2 separate regions of the Homo sapiens genome follow, and region 1 is linked to region 2. A link is a contact called in ENCODE Hi-C or POLR2A ChIA-PET data. All regions are on one chromosome and are shown on one strand. The core of a region is the stretch at or near the end of the contact, and the rest is flanking DNA. Distances in the headings are between cores, read along the strand shown.

Region 1 (7,170 bases), core at 3,118-5,617, 1.1 Mb after region 2:
TGTGATAACTATATTTGGAGGATGGTAGAGACAGTGTGTGCATATGGCAGGTGAGGTGAATATATATGTGAAACACTAAGGAACATCTTGCTTAGACGAAAGCCAATAATATCTATAATTGCTATATCATGATATAGCAATAAAAGCAAGTCACTGTATTTATAAATATGAAAGCAAACACAAGAGGAAACAGCTAGAAGAAAGAAAATGGTAGCTTTTCAAGTGCAGAGGCTGGGACAGGGAACAGCTGCTTTTCAGGTATTCTAATTCCAAAATTTTATTTTTTTAATGTTGATAAAACAAGGAACTTGAACAATCTCACGACGGTTATATTAGATCTTCAGTATTATTTCATGGTGTTAAACTACATCTAGTTTGTTCTGCCAAAGAGACTGAACGGCTAAAACCAATCTTTAACGATCAATGTGAACACAGTACAAACAGCCCTATTTGAATCCCAACTCCACTACTTTGTGAAGTAAGGCGAGTTACCCAATCACCTTGCACACGTAATCACCTCCTCAAAATGGTTTTGCAAGAACAAGTAAGTGAAAGCACCTGATGCAGAACCTGACCCATCAATAGATGTCAGAGTACTTTCAGCGGGTCTTTCTGTTCCCTAGCTGACCCCAAGCTGCCTATTCTGACCCCAAGCTGCCTATTCTGACCCCAACCTGCCTTGTTGCTCACAGAGTATATAGGCACTCATGGACTCAGCACATATCCCTCCTCACGCTGGAAAAACAATCATGATGAGTAAGCAGACTTATCTTTGTATATGAAGGGCAGCATTATTCTTGTTAATATGAAGGAGATTATCTCCATTATCCACATTCTGGATTACTGCCTGCTTTCAAGAACTGTCCCAATTAGTCTACAACACTTGGACAGAACCATTTTTTCATGTTGTTTTGTAGGTTTGTAACATCTTTAAAAAAAAGAAAGAAAGAAACATACATTCCCACAGTCTTCATCCCTACTCTTCCAATGTACAACCTCAAAATTTTCTAATGCAGGCCCTATCTGGCCCTCAGTTGGCCTCAGGCCATCTCCTGCTTACTGCAGCAAAAGACAGAAATCAGCCCAAATCAGCTAATTTAACTGTTTACCATTTCCAGTGTTTTCTTCCCTATTATGGCTAAATTCATAACACCATGCAAAGTACAAAGATACCTTAAAACAAAACAAGGAGTTATCTTTATCACTAGGTCAGTCATCTTTACTTGCAAGACCAATCAAAGGTCTTAACTGATTTTATACACAGTACTCATACATCTAAAAACAATCTGGTAGACTTAAAAGCACAGACATCATAAATCATTAAAACTCTATTTTATCATTAATTCAACAAACACTGTGCTAAAACACTGAAGATGCAAAGAATAAGATATAATCCTATTCTCAAATGTAAAGGGAAAAGGGAAAAGGTAAAAGGACCATTGAGAGCAACAGAGAATAAAGAAAATAATGCAAGAAACAACTGACAGCAATTCCAGGTTACGTATAAAATAATTCTTAACATAGTTGAGACTAAAGAAAATTATAAAAATTGAACACAGCTCTGAGACTCCTGACAGTCAAAGTATAGAGAAACAGGATGGCTTACAAAACAAAAATAATCTAATAAAACCAATCATTAGTTTAAAAAAAAAAAGCTTAATACTGGGGTCTTAGGAAGAATTTGTCTCTAAGGTCTGTATTTTATAGGAACCAATACATAAATTAGAAATTTCTTCATTAGATATTAATGAAGAAAAGATGTTTTTAATGGCCCCTTTGGTAAGTATCAGCTCTAGATAAGATGTATATTAAATCATAGTTCTGTGAAGAAACTTCTACGAGAACCACTTTATAAAGTAACATAATGCGGCTGGGCGCGGTGGCTCATGCCTGTAATCCTAGAACTTCGGGAGGCCGAGGAGGGCGGATTGCGTGAGCTCAGGAGTTCGAGACCAGCCTGGGCAAGACGGTGAAACCACCCGTCTCTACTAAAATACAAAAAATTAGCCGAGTGTGGCCTCATGCCCCTGTAGTCCCAGCTACTCAGGCAGTCTCAGGCAGGAGAACTGCTTGAACCAGGGAGGCAGAGGCTGCAGTAAGCCGAGATCGCGTCACTGCCCAGCCTGGGCAACAGAGCAAGCATCCAAAAAAATAAATAAATAAAATAAAAAATACCATAATGCAAGTATAGTGATTTCAGGTGATACCTTTCTAATTTAGTTTATTCTAGGTTTTCATAAATGTATGTTTTGTTGCCCTACAGGACTGTAAACTCCTCAAGGCTTATGTTGTCTGCTTCCATTTGAACTGCCTTTACTATTTAGTAGAGTGCTTTACAGTTGCTACTCAACTATAATAACTGACAAAATGTTATGCAGTCAATATTTGTAATATTAGCTTTCCCTGCTACACTATAAATTCCATGAGAACAGGGACAGTGAGTTTTGATCGCGACTATATCCCCCCAAGTCTAGAAGATCACTCTGTAAGTATTCGCTGATTGAACGGATTAAATAAAGAAAACAACGAAAAAGTATGAAAGGAGAGAAATAATTTAAATGGCAGTAACTTTGGGTTCTAAGGTTGTTCTCAACAAGAACTGGAAGACCTTAGGTAAGTTACTTAACATTTGATTGTCAATGCTTTCATCTGTAAAATAGAAAAATTAACAGATACTTCAGATTCAAATGTTTTTAATATATGTAAAGCATTTAACACAATACCTGAAAAAAGAACTCAATAAATGTTAATTCCTTTACTTTCTCTTACGTCTCATCTATCCATAAAACAGTGTCTTCCAAGAATATTTCAGTAAAAATACAACAGAACTCATTCTTACTTTCCTTTGAAAAATTAAATTTTCATCTCTTTGATCTTTAAAAAGGAGGGAAAAATAACTTGTGTACTGCTTTCAAAATATTACAAATGCAAAAGCTAGTTAAGACAAAAACAATGTCGAGAATGAGCCTTGCTGGTGGCATCCGCCTGTAGTTCCAGCTAGTAGGGAGGATGCCTTGAGGCCAGGAGTTCCAGATCAGCCCGGGAAACAAAGCAAGACTCCATCTCTTAAGAAAAAAAAAAACAAAACAGGAGGGGGGAAATCACTTCATCTACTAATAGAGATTTTTAAGCAACCGTTTATTTAAGAAAAAAGGGTGAAATTCAAGTTAATATTACTTGACAGTACGTTTCAGAAAAAAAAATACTCTGCAGAGCTGGGTGTGGTTGCCCAAGACTAGTCCCAGCTACTTGGGAAGCTGAGGCAAGAGGACAGTTTGAGCTCAGGAGTTGGAGTACAGCCTGGGCAATATAGCGAGACCCCATCTCTTTAAAATACAAACAAAAACTCGGCAATCGTTTGTTCTGAGTTGAAACCTTAAAAATCAAATATTTTGAACGCTTTCATTTAAAAGTGGAACACGACCCAATCCTAAAACATTACTTCATGACGACTTCCTTGACTCCAGTCATCCTTGTTTCCTCCTCCCGTTTTGAGCTTAATCCGATACCTCGCTGCTTCCCTCGCATCGCACACGCGGCGTGCAGACCAAGTTCTGTCATTGCTATAATTACCACACCCCCGATCAGCCGCTCCAGGCCCATGTTGTTATGACATCGGTAAACTGCAGCCGGCCGTCTCCACCCCCCGCTTCCCCCACCTCCCTCCGGGCCGCCGGCTCCGACCCGGTCTGTAACTTGTGAATTCCCAAGACGGTCCCTTTTTGCCAGGGTTAGAATTTTTACACGCCACCCCTGCTCCTTCCTGCCTCTGTCACAGCGCTCTGCGCGGCCCACCCCCGCCTCCCGCCCGCCGCCCGGCCGCGGCGCAGGCTCCGCGCTCGCCTCCTCTCCGCCCGCTGCCTCGGCGCCCCGCAGTCCCCGGCGCCGCTTACAGCCCCGCCGCCGCGCCACGCCGCCCCGCCCCGCCTAGCCTCGACCGGCGTTCCCGATGGCGATCACACCAGGGCTCCCCACCCCCACCCTCTCCTCCGCCGGCCTTGTGGCCGTTAGGACAGCCGGGCCCGTGACGCACGGACGCGGCGCGAGCGTCCGGCCCAGGAACCCCGGCTCTAGGCCCTGCCGGCACCCGCCCTCGCCCCAGGGCCTCTCCTGAGTCCCTCCGGGACTGCCCGGATCTGCCGGCGGGAGGGGGAGGGGCCGGGGCCGCAAGGCCCCAGCACTCACCAGGCTCAAGGCAACCGATCCCGGTGCCACCGCTGAAGTTAGCCCCTCGCTCGCCCGCCCGCCGTGCCACTCCCGCGCACAACCTCGAAGAGCTGGCCCGCGCCTCGGCGGTGCTCACCAGGCCTCGCTCTCCGCCGCCTCGCACCGAGCAGCGAGACTCAGCTCAGCCGGCGTTCGCAGTGCGCCTGCGTGCGGGGGCCGGCCCGAGCGCCTACGCGCGCCCCTCCGGCGCTTGTCGCAGAGGCTGCCGGGAGACGTAGTCTTGTAACGCTCTCTCGCCGGACATTCCTAATGGTTAGCGCCCAGCCTGTGAAGAGTCGGGGGTCGGGGAGGGGGTCTCGCTAAGAAGGAGGTTTGCAGACCATGGCAAAGGTTGGAGAAAGTTATATGTACAAACCTGTCTTTGCTAAGCTCTTCCAGGGCGGATCGATGCTCACCTCTGTATAGCTTCTAAGTACCTAATACGCGTTGATGGAATGAATGATGGAATGATTGAAGGCTGAGGGAGTATTACAAAATTAGTAGGTCAGCGCCTCGTGTCTAAAGGGCTCACATGCAGCATGAATGCAGGAAGCTTCTGGACATTCCTTTTTTAGTTATCTCCCATCCCCTTTGCTTGATAACGTATGCGTAGTATCAAAAATAATTAAGGGCCGGGCGCGGTGGCTCACACCTGTAATCCCAGCACCTTGGGAGGCCGAGGTGGGTGGATCACTTGAGGCTAGGAGTTTTGAGACTAGCCTGGGCAACATGGCGAAACCCCGTCTCTACTAAAAACACAAAAATTAGCAGGGGGTGGTGACGGGCGCCTGAAGTCCCAGCTACTCGGGAGGCTGAGGTGGGAGAATCACCTGAGCCCGGGGTTGACGGTGAGACTGCAGTGAGCCGAGATCGCGCCACTACACTCCAGCCTGGGCAACCGGAGTGAGACCCTGCCTCAAAAATAATAATAACAATAATAATAATAATAATAATGAAACTACATGAAACACATACTCGTTTTACTCTCAACTGCTCTCAAACGAAAACTTGGAGCAAATGATTGCTAATGTTAAATTTCATGGAATTCTTTGGGGGAGCAAATGGAGTAGTGGCTTCAAAAGAAGAAAAACTGAAGCCAGCCTAGCAGGGATCACGGAATAGTAGACAGATTTAAAACACATGCCAAGAAGCAAGGTGAAAGAGATGAGGTAGATTAATACATTTATAAATGTCCCAGGGAAGAGGAGAGGAGAGAGGACCACTCTACCTGAATCCTAGGTTATGCAATGTTCATTTGTCCTGGACTTCTCTCTGCTGCATCAGCATTCTCCCGCTGATGTTGTGTTTACTAAGATCAGAGTTGAGTTTGAGCAAGGGGGCTGGGGAAAGGGAAGGTGTGTTCAACAGGAGAGACTTAAGGGCAAGTTTGCCTGACCACAGCTAGACTGAAGACAGATCACCTTATTCCAATAAGGAACTAAGACTGATTATTCAGAGCCGGTCTTCAGTCTTTGGGAAAGCTAATTTATTTCCGGTTCACCCTTATTCCTAGCTAGTCCTTGATGGTCCCATCCAAAAGTCTGGGGTATTTACTAGGGCCTCTTCTCTTTGGTGGGCCTTCTAAGCCCCATGAGACAGCCATAAGCTCTTCTCCCTGTTTCAGCCACTGCTTTCAGAGTCAGCAATCACCTTAGCTTTGGAAAAATGATGGCAAATATCAGGCTAACCTCTGGTGGCTTCCTTTTTCTTCCAGACCTTGCACTCACAAATTCTCACTTCCTTGGTAGCTCTTCAGTACATTAACGTTTTTATATTTTGTTCAGTTGTTCTCTGTAGTGGAAAGGTTGATTGAAAACAACAGTAGGCCATTGCTGGAAGTTGAATTCCTATGTATGTTACTTTTACAAAAATGTTATCATACCATACATGGTGTTTTATAAGCTACTGTCTCTCTGACAATATCATTTTATAGTTTGAGAAATTTGAAAGTATAGAACAGTATTTTTTACTGTCACAAACAATGCTGCTGTGAACATTCTTGTACATCTCTACTGTGTATAGGGAAACTGCTAGATCCTAGGACATTGCATCTTTAACCTTACTATATGTATCAGGCAGAAATCTAAGATGGCCCCCATAATCTCTGGTCCCTGGTGTTGCCTATATAATCTCCACCCCTTGAGTGTAGGTGGGACCTTTGACTTACTTCTAGCCAACAGAATATGGCAAAGGTGATAGAATGTCACTCCCATGATTCCGTTTCATTATATAAGACTGTCTTTCCAGACTGGAGCTAGAGATTCGCTGGCCTTGAAGAAGCAAGCTGTCATGTTGCGAACTGCCTATGGAGAAAACTAAATGGCAGGGAACTGCAGACGGCTTCTAGAACTTGAGCGCAGCCTGCAGCTGACAACCAGTAAGAAGCCAGGGCCCTCAGTCACACAACCACAAGGAAATGAATTCTGCCAACAACCTGAGAGGTGGCCTCCAGATGAGAAGACAGCCTGACTTAAACCTTGATAGCAGTTTTGTGAGACCCTGAGCAAAGAAAACAGATAAACTGTGCGTAGACTCCTGGTCTACAGAAACTGTGAGATAATAAATGTGTCTTAAGATACTATGTTTATGGTAATTTATTATACAATAGAAAACTAATACACTAGACATTGCTGGATTATTTCATAAAGTGATTGTACCAATTTGTACTCTAGAAACGGTATATAAGATACTCTTCACTTGCTAACAGTTAGAAATGTCTGGCTTTTTAAATTTTTGCCAATCTAACATATAAATTACTTGAACATAAAAACATGAAAAATAGATATTTACTTAGAATTATGCATTCTGTTGTATTTCTTTTCTGTTGCATAAATGCAATTAAATAAAATAGCAGGCTGGGAACAGTGGCTCATGCCTGTAATCCCAGCACTTTGGGAGGCTGAGGCAGGAGGATCACTTGAACCCAGGAGTTCCAGACCAGCCTGGGCAACATAGCAAGACCCC
Region 2 (7,168 bases), core at 4,295-6,794:
ATAAGTACACACTAGTCCACATTAATATAAATAAAAGGAGAAAGCAAAAACTCTTTCTTACAATAGAATGTCAACAAATAAATAAATGTAGATGGAATTTTGAAATTACCATTTAGCAACCATTATCATAACGACTTGGGCAACAAATACCAGTGGATGCTAAAACTAGTGAGGTAAAGTGGGACAGAGGAAGAGGACATTTCCATAGTCAAAGTATCTTCACAAAAAAACATTTGCTAATCATAAAGAAAACTGTAACTAGAGAAACATGGCAGACACCATCTTAATCAAGTGATCAGTTACCACCACCAGCAAGGGAACAAATCAACATCATGCGCCACCTGACAGGATGCAGTGAGTGAGAACCCAGTATCACCTCTGCAATATTCCTGCCAAAAAGGCAGAATCAAGGTCTAATCATGAGGCAATAAACAAAACCAAATTGAGTGACATTCTATAAAATATCTGCCCTCTATTAAAAATTTTCAGTGTCATAAAAGTCAAGGAAGGATGTATGTTCTGGATTTAAGGAGACTAGACAGTCATGACAACTAGGTGCAACTCTTAGTCTTGGATTGGACCCTTTTGCTATAAATGACATAACTGGAGAAATTAACAAAACTTGAATGGTGATTTCCGACTTGATTGGGATTCTTGGTAGTATTCTTCAAACTTTTACCTAGGTTTTAAGTTATTCCAAAATAAAGTTATAAAAATAAAATATTTCCAATCTTGTTGTATTACTTGCACTTCAATGGCATTGTCTTCTACCTTTCATAGCAAATGGACAGCGGCTTTGCAGCTTCAACAATAGTCTCGTGAGCTGATTTGGGAATCCAACCATTATTTAAACATTTTTTAAAATGTATTTTAACTGCACAAATAATACATAAATGCATATTGTAATAGTCATATGATAAATTTAGACAAGATCAAGTGAGTATTTCCCTTGGTTACCTCCTACTCATCTAAACTAACGAGTTATAGTTTGCTGTGTTTCCTTCTAAAAAATTTTTCTATGCTGCAACGTGCTTATTCATGTCTCTACTATGTCTCAGATCGTTCTTTGTCAGTACCTATAATTCATTCTTTTTAACTCACTTATATTATCCCATGGTGTCAATAAACCATAACTTGCTACCACTCTTAACTAGTATTTAGATATTTTCCAATCTCTTGATATTACAAACAAGACTGCAGTGAACATCTGCACATGTATTTTGCATACATGCAAGTGTTTTCTCTAAGGAAGATGTTAATGTCAAGTGGAATTGCTGAATTAAAGGGCATGCTCATTTAAACAATTTAAATAGATGTTGACTAAATTATTCTTCTACCAGTGTATAAAAATTAGTCTCATCTTCACCTATTTTCAAATATTTTTATTTTTTCACACTGTGAAAGATGAAAATGGCATCTTATTGTTTTAATTGGAATTTTTCTGATACGAAAAGGTTTATTACTCAGTGAGGCTTTCTGCAGAGAGCAAGGCAACTTGAGAGAACAAGGAAGAGACTGGGTTTTTATTGTGGTCAGAAGGTGGGCCAGGGGTTGCAGCATGGGGCTTGCAGGGTTTGAAAATCCCACTGGCACCAAAGAAGGGAGCATTGGATTTCTTCTCAGCTTACTCAGATGTGGACAGAAGAGGAAGTGGGAGAATAGAGGCTCAAAACTTGTCAGCAAACATCAAAAGATGGAGTCAGACTCTACTACAGATCATTTGTCTATTGTTGATTTTTAAAATGTAGCTTATTTTCTATGACTGAGTTTTCCTTGCCTTTGAGTCTTCCTAGGAATTCTGTAGTCTCTCCCTCTTCCTCCTTACAAGATTGGCTTCTGGGTTTAGGGGAAGGCTTATATTAACTCATGATAAGGAAGGAGGGGTGCTGGTCCTTGTCTTCCTCCTTGGATCCTCTGGGACTCTGTAACAGTGGCTGGTCTGTTGTGACCCTTGAGCACCTTCCACTGATATGTGCTGAAGTACAACTGATGAATGTGTGGTTTGCTCTCACTTGGGGTTAGCACCATATGGTACTCGCTTGCTAACTCAGCCTTACTTAGGCTATGGATCTGCTTTGGATTTGCTGTTGTGCCATGGCCCCTGGGTTAGACAGTTCAGTGTCTTTCATGATTTAACTTTATTGATGTCCCTTTTATACTGAAAATTTTTCTTTATAATGTAGTCAAGTTTTATCTTTTACCTTTATGATTTTAGAACTTTGTTTTAAAGCAGGCTTTTATTTCTATAAAGTCATAAACATTCTCATATTTTTTTAATTTACTTTCATAGTCTTCTTTTAAATATTTAGGCTTTTAATCCATCTGGAGTATTTTGTGAGCATTTGAGATAGAGATCCAACTTGATATTTTTACCAATGGATACTCTTATCACTACATCGCGTTTATGAACAGCCCATCTTTCACCACTAATTTGAAATGACATTTTAATCATTTCTCATATAAGTCTGTTTCTTAAATTCTTTAGTCTGTTTTAATACTCTTACCTATTTCTATCCCCTATATATAATTTGAAACTATTATGTCTTTGTAATACATCCTAATATCTGATACAAATCTTTGTTATTTCTCAAGTTTGATAGGTACTGGTATTTTGTGTGTGTGTGTGTGTGTGTGTGAGAGACAGAGTTTTGCTCTTTTTGTCCAGGCTGGAGTGCAATGGCGCAATCTCGGCTCACTTCAACCTCCACCTCCTGGTTTCAAGTGATTCTCCTGCCTCAGCCTCCCAAGTAGCTGAGATTACAGGCACCCGCCACCACACCCGGCTAATTTTTTGTATTTTTAGTAGAGAGGGGGTTTTGCCATGTTGGCCAGGATAGTCTCGATCTCTTGACCTCGTGATGCACCTGCCTCGGCCTCCCAACGTGCTGGGATTACAGGCGTGAGCCACCACGCCCGGCCAGGTACTGGTTTTTCTTCAGGTGAGTTTTAAGATACTATCTATCTAAAAAATATAAAATCCTGATGAGACTTTGATGGAATTAAAGTTATAGATTAAAAATTAATGAAGTTTTTTGTTGGCATCGCTTCCTCTGGGACATCTTTATCCTTTTGTCACAACCATTTTCCTCATTTATGTAAATTGTGCCTTTACTGTTTCTCAGGTTGCCTATCTACTGTATCTCAAACAGCAGTAGTGTCAGCATTCCCAGGCAGGTAGTTCTTCTGTAATTCCATTTATGTTCAATTTGAATTTCACTTCCAGTGTTATTTTTTACTTCTCTGGTACACTTTGATCTTTATTAGCCAACTTCTACTTTTGATTATCCATTTTTGTATAATGTGGATTTACCACTGGGAGACAAGCAATCAACACAACTACATTTTGCCATCTGCAAGTAAAGTGAATAACAGATGTGAAGTAGCCAATCACAGACAGCCTTTGGAAGAAGTGATGTAACTGGTCCTCATCATGATGCATGTATGAATATCCTGTTACTGCTACCAATTCCACAAACTTACTAGCTCAAAACAATTCAAATAATTGTCTTGCAGTTCTAAAGGACAGAGGTCCAAAATGGTCTTAACTGGGCTAGAGTCAAGGTGTTGGCGGGGCTACATCCCTTCAAAAGGTTCTAGGAGAGAATCCATTTCCTTACCTTTTCCAATTTTTTGAGGGTTCCTGCATTCCTTGGCTCATGGCCCCTTCTTCCAACTTTAAAGCCAGCAGTGTAGCATCTTCAAATCTTTCTCTGTTTCTGTTGTCACATCTTCCCTGACTCTGACCATCTGCTTCCCTCTTATAAAGACCCTGGTGATTACAATGGAACCATTCAGATAATCCAGGATAATCCCCCACCTCAAGATCTCTAACTTAATCACATCAACAAGGTCCCTTTTGCCATGTAATATAATAGTTCACAGATTTTAGGAATTAGGATGTGAACTTTGGGGTGGGGGGCATTATTCTGCATAACACAATGTGCATTTCTTATTTACACAGTGGTTGTGGTTTGAAGAACTATCAGTGAAGTTTGAATTTCATGCAGTTACTCACAGTTAATATCCACTGGTAACTGAAATTTGAATTGTGTTGCAGGGGAGACTCATGTTATTAAGTAAACCATAGTAACTGGGATTTGTGCACATCTGAATCATGCAAAATGGGGATGGCCTGTTTCAGGTCCAGCTGACAGGTCAAACAGAATGAGAAAATGCATGTGACTACACATGCTGGGCCATGGCTGCAGAGAATGAGGCAGAAGGGACTTTTGCTTGCCCTCATGTTTGAAGAACACTCACAGGTAAACAGATTGAGCTTTCTCTTGTGCCAGATCTTTCAAGCCTACCAGAATACTGACAGCACTTCAGCTTCTGAGAAACATAGTACAGGTAAATATGGAAAAAGAAATAATGATATTCTTCCCTCTTACTGCTGCCATCTCTGCCTTTCTCACCCTGCCACCCCAAAAAAACTATGTCTAAGTCTCTTATGCATTAATACCCAACTACTGATAATGCATTACATTTTATAAAGCAACTATCTTTTTTCATTATTCTGATTAATAAACATAAAAGAGCTCTTCTGGTAACTGATTAAGAATATAATCAGTGTTTCCTATGAACAAGCTATGGAGTAACTAAATAAGGGACACTCTTAGACCAACTATAATTTTTAACAAAACAATTGTTGATATAAAGTTTCTCATAAATTCATTTTATTTCAACAGCAAAAAGATTAGCTCCATCCCTCTGATTGGGATCACAAAGTACAATCTTTTCAGCATGGGTTTTCTCACCATGCCACAAACAGAAAGAGGCACTAAGGGACTGATAAGGGGGTATTTTCTGTCTCTGGCAGTATTATATTGACCTGCAATAAAAACATCTGATCTTACAGAACAGGATACCTCTTGAAGAGGTATAGTTTATTTTATAATATGTAAGTATTCCAAATACATTCATTGTATGAATTAGGGAAGGAAAAGCAATAAGAAACATTTCATGAATATTCATTCCTACACTCCAACCATACCAAGTCTTACTACTTTATAGAATTCATAATTTATTAGCCAATACTATTTTAAAATACTATTTCCGTACTGTAAAATTGATATTAGAGGAAAAAAAGTCACACACGATGCCTACCACCACCAGGGTGAAACCAAATCTTTATCTGCCTATGGCTGCTGTCTGGGTCGATTGAGGCAGCAGCTTCATTTTCTTCATGGTTTACCCAGACAGATGTGGAACCAAAGTGCTAAGTGCATATTTCAAGCATCTGTTCTGAATATGTTTAAAGCCACAGTAAGTTACAAAAGGCAAATTCATAGATGCTCTTTGAAAGTGAATGTAACTATTATACTTGGTATTCTACTTCCCCCACGCCCCCAGAAGTTTTTGATGCTATAGACACTGATATATAGTTTGAAACTCTCACTATAAAATTACTAGGCTAAGTCTATCAAGACTTGAAAGTTTGTTTTGCTGAGGTAGGTGAAAGGGTAATCTCTGTTCTTTCCAGGTGACTGCATCTGCACAGGCTTCCCTGGGAGGACTTCATCAACAGCACAGTTACACATCAAAGTCCTTTAGCTCTCCCCAGCTGGCGCCTATTTTCACTTTCACTTTCAATTTCACAGACAGTTTTACAGCACTTTCCATTTCATTCTTGACAATCTGAGCTACCTAAGGAAAAAAAAAATGTAGTTAACAAACTGCCCAGTCAAAGAATGTTTCCCAAACCATCCCCTGAGAAAGTTATAAACCAGACTGGAGCTCTTCACCCAATGGTGCTTAAAATGCTAAATCAGAAAAAATAAAAAATAAAATAAATAAATGAATAAATAAAAAGACATCTCATACTCTTCTTCACTGATGAGCAGGAATTTCTGAAAGTTTTTGCTAGAATGCTTGGAGCTTAGAAACCCTAAGGGAAAGACTCCAAATTTTTGTTTAATTCCTCCAAGACAAAAACATCTTGCATTGGCAATTCTTCACTTATTAAGAACTAGTACAAAACGGAACACTCTTAGCTCCTTTTCTACCTGTAAGGACTCAATATTTATACAGCCATCCCAGGGCTAGGGTAGAGTTCCAAAATCCTCATGCACAGGAAACAAAGCTGTCGGCCTGACAATACAGTGTCTTGTCTTCCTATGGAATGGACACAAGCATTGCAAAAATACCTGAACAACATCTTCTTCTGCCACTTCATATAGGAGTTCATCATGGAGTTGAAGGATGAAGAAGCCTCCTCTGATTGGGCAGAACATCCCTTGCAGTTTTCTCTTTCGTGACAATCCTACTTCATGAAAAAGGAGCAAAACTGATCAGCATGTCGCTAAGTCATAGGAGAATGTTTTTAGAGATTCTGAGTAACTCTGAGGAATTTTAATGAGAAGATTAAAACACACAAGAATAAGAACTATCAGGAAAATAACTACTTGCTGGTCGCTACCTACCCTAAGTATCCGGTATAAACTCACAAACTTCCTCCTAGAAAGAAGGAGTCTCCCAAAGAAGTCAGTAAATGGGGTGTGAGGAACTCTGCTCCAAGCTCTAGTCCAACTTATTTCTCATGAATAACTAACATTTTCTCTATCCATGGAGTCCCCCAACCACCATCTGAGTAATAGCACCAGGGAGGTATGGGGCCTGATTCCTGCCCCAGGAAAGCAAACTAATATTGTTAGGCACTGTTTCTTAAGGGGGACACTCCCTCATGTCTTTTTATGGCCAGAAGTGTCATCGTGATAGAACTGGTGCTTCCCCAATTGAACCGTACACACTCCAAACAAGTAATTGTAAAACCTAGGCTCCCAAAGTGGACTTCAGAGAGTACATAAACCCCTTGCAGTTATATGTAAGAGTCTATGTCTGTACGTTTTTCTGTGGAGATAATCCATACCTTCCAGTAGCCATAACTCCAAAATATATACTAGACTTAGTTACTATTTCCTCATTAGCTGGATCTAGTGGTACAGATTATGCCCTTCTGACCAAAAAGATAAAGCTCAACATGAACACCTTTACTGGAACTGCCTTTACTTGTTTGCTTAAACCTCACAGTAGTCATCTTCCTTTCTGTTGTCCAAATTCCCTACTTATCTTTCAGGTCCAGCATGAGTAACATCTCCCTCAGTATCTGGTGCTTCCCTCAGGGAGAGAGTTCTTCAACTGTCACTATCTGCAGTGCCAGTTTGCTCAG

What was found. Hi-C counts contacts between places; a loop is a spot of excess contacts on that map. ChIA-PET counts read pairs that join two places held with the same protein, here RNA polymerase II (POLR2A). Pooled maps may share reads with other maps.
Region 1: a loop to region 2 is called in a pooled map, with 3 times the contacts of the local background. The contact joins the promoter of KPNA1 here to the enhancer-like site in region 2. A Hi-C loop is called at or near these places in 3 of 50 pooled maps. POLR2A ChIA-PET finds 5 or more read pairs at or near these places in 2 of 52 experiments (Panc1 and activated CD4-positive, alpha-beta T cell).

What each region holds. Positions count from the first base shown.
Region 1 is chr3:122,510,572-122,517,741 of GRCh38, forward strand. KPNA1 (karyopherin subunit alpha 1) reads right to left here and starts at 4,368. Exons shown (of 14, transcript NM_002264.4): 1 at 4,186-4,368. LOC107984000 (a long non-coding RNA gene) reads left to right here and starts at 4,458. Exons shown (of 2, transcript XR_924403.3): 1 at 4,458-4,557; 2 at 6,454-6,787. RefSeq lists a silencer at 3,646-4,335.
Region 2 is chr3:121,426,772-121,433,939 of GRCh38, forward strand. POLQ (DNA polymerase theta) reads right to left here. Exons shown (of 30, transcript NM_199420.4): 29 at 6,147-6,262; 30 at 4,660-5,646. The coding sequence ends at 5,533. Among named protein-coding and RNA genes, the nearest start is that of POLQ, 120 kb to the right of the region's middle. RefSeq lists an enhancer at 5,488-5,537. Within about 2 kb of position 5,545, at least 3 of the 41 ENCODE cell types and tissues checked have a DNase peak (open chromatin) inside an H3K27ac peak, as active enhancers do.